Linked DNA regions of Homo sapiens: region 2 is linked to region 1. Evidence: read pairs that join two places in POLR2A ChIA-PET (ENCODE). Cell type or tissue: HCT116. All regions are shown on one strand.

The links. Peaks named below come from ENCODE experiments on the same cell type or tissue, not always from the same donor. Only the 100,000 strongest peaks of a DNase experiment are listed, where the experiment ranks them.
Region 2: POLR2A ChIA-PET joins it to region 1 with 6 read pairs; 4 of 35 experiments call an interaction of 5 or more read pairs at or near these places.

Annotation. Positions count from the first base shown.
Region 1 is chr19:10,431,778-10,434,277 of GRCh38, forward strand. The region is part of intron 1 of PDE4A (phosphodiesterase 4A); the gene reads left to right. Among named protein-coding and RNA genes, the nearest start is that of PDE4A, 12 kb to the left of the region's middle. RefSeq lists enhancers at 100-783, 784-1,466 and silencers at 285-444, 465-784. In HCT116, no CTCF peak of the experiment used is centred here; no DNase peak of the experiment used is centred here; H3K4me3 peaks cover 1,414 bases; H3K27ac peaks cover 2,313 bases.
Region 2 is chr19:10,241,644-10,244,143 of GRCh38, forward strand. No RefSeq gene overlaps it. Among named protein-coding and RNA genes, the nearest start is that of MRPL4, 9.3 kb to the right of the region's middle. RefSeq lists an enhancer at 969-1,048. In HCT116, no CTCF peak of the experiment used is centred here; no DNase peak of the experiment used is centred here; H3K4me3 peaks cover 587 bases.

The sequences.
Region 1 (2,500 bases):
GGGGCGGGGACAGAAGAGGAAGAGGGGCCAGGGCCTTTGGGAGCCCCGCGTGGGGTCCGCAGGGTGTGTGTAGGGAAATCGTTGCTTCTCTCCGGGTCTCTCTCTCTGCGTCCTGCGTCTCTGTCTCCACTTCTGTCTCTTCTGTCTCTGTTTTGTTTCTCCTTCCCACCGCTGAGCTGCACCTTCCCCTCCCCTGGGTTTATGTCACCCGGCCCCACACTCGAGTCCCGTTTCCCCGGGGGCGCACGGCGATCAGCGATCAGAGACCTCGAGCGGGCCCAGCTCGACGTCAGGGCGGGGAGGGGGGAAAGGCGGGGCCGGAGGCGGTGGCAGGAGGGCGGGCCCGGAGCCGGGAAACCGGAGCCCCGGGGCACCCCAGAGGCCTAGGAGGGAGGAGACGGGGGGGGGGGGGGGAAGTGTGCGTCCGACTCCGCAGGACCCCTGCAGGGGGAGGCAGACAGAGCGCCCGTGCGCTCCCCTCCCCCGTGCAGACCCGGGAACGCTCGACCGCCCGGGGCTGTCCCTGGGGGGGTCACCAGAGGCGTGGAGGCGGTGCCGGCAGTGGAGGCCGCAGACACCTTGGGCCTGGCCAGCAGCGCGCGCCACACCGCCCTGCCGCCGTCCCCATGCGCGCCCCGACGACGGCGCTTGGCTCCCATGCGCTCCGGTGCAGCGCCCCGGGCCCGGCCCCGGCCCCCTGCCCTGGCACTGCCCCCCACGGGCCCCGAGTCCCTGACCCACTTCCCCTTCAGCGATGAGGACACCCGTCGGCACCCTCCGGGCAGATCTGTCAGGTGGGTGGCCCGTGGCCAGTCAGTCCTCTCTTTTAATACTGAAGGGCACTGGCTGTGCTGGGGGGGTGGGGGTGCTGAGTCTACCTGGGTGAGTCCCCTAAGTGGCTTCCAGGATCTGGCTGGGGCCCCACCCCCTTTCCTGGCTCTAAAGGCCTGGGGTGCTGCTGAGGGCTTCTTGAAGGTGGCAGCCCTCAAAGTGGGTGCTGGGTCCATTCCTGCCTATCCAAGGTAGGACCCGTCACCCTCTTTGTGTCCTTAAACCTGAGCTTCTGGCATTCACTTTGGCTGCAAATATGGGTGTCCAGCGTCACCTGGGCTCCACTCCCAGGCCACTGGCCTAGAACCAGATCCCTAAGTCCCTGCCTGGCTCAGTGTCTCCAGCCTTACCTTCCCCACCCCCTCTCATGCTGGAGCTGCCAGGCTGAAAACCAAGCTGGGTTGGGGGTGGGGAGGGGAGATTCTGGGTCTCATGGAGGGTGTTTAGAATAGGCTGGACTGAGCTGGGGCTGTGAGTGGCCTTTAAGTTCTCAGAATTCTCAGGGGTTTCTAGCCTTGTTCTTGCTTTCCTGCTCCATGGTCTCTAACACAGACACACACACAGGGCCGCACACAGGGCAATCCGGGTCACCTGGTGTTTACCGTACTAGGTATGGGTCTCCTGGCTGCACCAAGAGGACCCTGCAGTTGACTCATGGCCACACACAGGTGACACACAGACCACAGCAACCCTGGCCCAGCCCTCGCACATCCTCGTCTACACTGCGTTCCTCCACAGTGGGGGACACTGTATTTTGGTGAGACACATTCTCACAAAAATACACACCCAGGGCCCACACATGTTCCTGTATGCTGTACTCCCACCTGCACCAGATACACACAGGAACGCACCCCGTGCCCACACAGGGGTCAGGGACTGTCACAGTATCAGTGCGACACGGTCTCATAAAGTCACCCAGACTCAGAAATACACAGATAAAGACACAGAGATGCACACAGGCACCCATGAGCACCCAGCCCCTGCTCACACAGGCAGATGTGCGATGCCACAGAGATGTCTATGTGTGATGCCCGGGGGCACACAGACCTCCCTCTCCCCCAGTCTCTTACATACTCAGCCCCCCAAAGAGCTGTGTCACCTGGCACTACGCGCCTGCCTGGGAGACACACACCAGCACCCGCCTTCAACCTCCATGTGACCTTCACAAAGCAAATGCCAGGCCTTTCCATAAAGGCTGCCTGGCACCACCTACAAGTGAGTCAGGTGGAAAAGCACGGGGAGCCGGGGGAGACACCAGGCCTGCCTGCCCTGTGCGCCCCGGGGGAAGACACTCGTCGCAGCTTTGTAGCTCAGCTGCCTGGGTTCAAATCCACATTCTAGGCCGGGCGTGGTGGCTCATGCCTGTAATCCCAGCACTTTGGGAGGCTGAGGTGGGAGGATGGCTTGAGCCCAGGAGTTTGAGACCAGCCTGGGCAACATAGTAAAACCTCATCTCTACAAAATAAATAAATTTTAAAAGAAATCCATGCTCTGCTACTAATAACCATAGTATTTATCCTTTATGTGCCTCAGTTTCTTTCTTTCTTCCTTCCTTCCTTCCTTTCTTTCTTCCTTTCCTTCTTTCCTTCTTTCTCTCTTTCTTCCTTTTTTTTTTTTTCAGGGTCTCGCTCTGTCACCCAGGCTGGAGTGCAGTGGAGTGATCTTGGCT
Region 2 (2,500 bases), 190 kb before region 1:
CTCCATCTCAAAAAAAAAAAAAAAAATTAGCATAAACCAAGCATGGTGGTGTAGGCCTGTAGTCCCAGCCACTCGGGAGGCTGAGGCAGGAGGATCACTTGAGCCCAGGAGTTGGACTCCGGCCTGGGCAACATAGCCAAACCTCATCTCTTAAAAAATATAATAAAAATAAAGGATATGGCAGACCATGTAAAAAATTTAAATAGAAATTACCATATAGGAAGATGATATCTAATGGGAGGTGCTACCAGAGGCATATGGGGAGAAATATCTTGGGCTGGGTGCAGTGGTTCATGACTGTAATCCCAGCACTTTGAGAGGCCAAGGTGGGAGGATCACTTGAAGCCAGGGGTTTGAGACCAGCCTGGGTAATATAGGAGACCCCCATCTCTATTTTAAAAATCTTTAAAAAAAAAATCCATGTATGGTTGCACGCACCTGTGGTTCCAGCTACTCAGGAGGTTGAGGCAGAAGGATCACGTCAGCCCAGGAGGTCGAGGCTGCAGTGAGCTATGATTGTGCCACTGCACTACAGCCTGGGTGACAGAGTAAGACCCTATCCCTAGAAAAAAAGCAAAAAGAGGCCGGGTGCGGTGACTCACGCTTGTAATCCCAGCACTTTGGGCGGCTGAGGCAGGTGAATCACCTGAGGTCAGGAGTTCAAGACCAGTCTGACCAACATGGTGAAACCCCGTCTCTACTAAAAATACCAAATTAGCCGGGCATGGTGGTGCGTGCCTGTAATCCCAGCTACTTGGGAGGCTGAGGCGGGAGAATCACTTGAACCCAGGAGGTGGAGGTTGCAGTGAGCTGAGATCGTGCCATTGCACTCCAGCCTGGGCGACAAGAGCGAAACTCCGTCTCAAAAAAGAAAAGAAGAGAAAAGAAATATCTTGGCTTCTCCTACCTTCCTCTCGGAAAATCTGCCCCCAGTGCCTCCCATTGGCTAAATGTGGCCAGAAGCCAGTTGGCAGGGGAGATGTCCCGTGCAGAGGTCAGCCCCGAGCCATGCAGGGAGAACAGCACAGGGACTAGATGATGCCAGGGCTCGCAGGCTTAAGCCCTGCAAGAACCATGTGGGTAGGGGCAACTATACCCCCATTTTACAGAGGAGGAAACTGAGGCCTGGAGAGCCAATGTGACATGCCCAGGGTCTCAGGCCCTCAAGGAGGTTGGACTCTCTGGTTCTCGCCAACACCTGCCTGGAGGGCTAGTTCTGTGGCTTTTTTTCTACCCTTCACGCCTGTCCTGGTTGCTCAGGGAACTGTAGGGAATGAAAATATCCATGCAAATCAGCCCCACTGCGGGGAGGCCCTCCGTGGGAGGCTTTGCCCCCTCACGGAGCTTGGCAGTTACACACAAGCTGAGCTGAAAACAAACAAACAGCAGATGTTTGGACAGTTGATGGGGGAGGGGCGCTTTAGGCAGCTCTCCCTAGTATAGGAGACCACCCCTCACCCCCCACCAACAGATCTGTGTCATCCATCCATGCCCTGTACTTTTTTTTTTTTTTTTTTTGAGATGGAGTCTTGCTCTGTCACCCAGGCTGAAGTGCAGTGGCGCAATCTTGGCTCACTGCAACCTCTGCCTCCCGGGCTCAAGCAATTCTCGTCACTCAGCCTCCTGAGTAGCTGGAATTACAGGCGCCCGCCACCATGCCGGGCTAATTTTTGTATTTTTAGTAGAGACGGGGTTTCATCATGTTGGTCAGGTTGGTCTCAAACTCCTGACCTTAAATGATCCACCCTCCTCGGCTTCCCAAAGTGCTGATTACAGGCGTGAGCCATTACACCCAGCCAATCCCATTTTAAAGATGAAGAAAATTGACTGGGTGAGGTGGCTCAAGCCTGTAATCCCTACATTTTGGGAGGCTGAGTTGGGCGGATCACTTTAGCCACCGACCTCATGCTCTGTACCTTCTTTTTGGGGGGCTGCCCCCCAGTATTGCAGGCCTGACCCCTGGCCTTTGTGAGAACCCTTGTTCAGTAATGGAGGAAAAGCTGAGGCCAGATGTTGAGGGGCCTTCCCGCATCTGATATGTGCCCCCTAAATTGGTGTGATACCCACAGCCAGCAAAGACCCTCTCTGGATTACAGGGTTGATGCTGGTCCCACACTACCAAGGACAGAGGTCACCTGCAATTGAGCCTTTGATCCACAGGAGAGGGCTGGTTGCATTGGCCTTTGACCTCTCCCCAGGCTTGGCTCAAAATGGTCAAACTTTGAGCCTTTTGGTGTGAAGGTCCCCTGGTCGTTACTGCCCTTTTATTAAGACTCATAACTGGGGGCCGGACGCGGTGGCTCACGCTTGTAATCCCAGCACTTTGGGAGGCCAAGGCGGGCAGATCACTTGAGGCCAGGTGTTTGAGACCAGCCTGGACAACATGGTGAAACCGTGTCTCTACTAAAAATACAAAAAGGCAGGGTGCAGTGGCTCACGCCTGTAATCTCAGCACTTTGGGAGGCTGAGGCAGGCGGATCACGAGGTCAAGAGATCGATA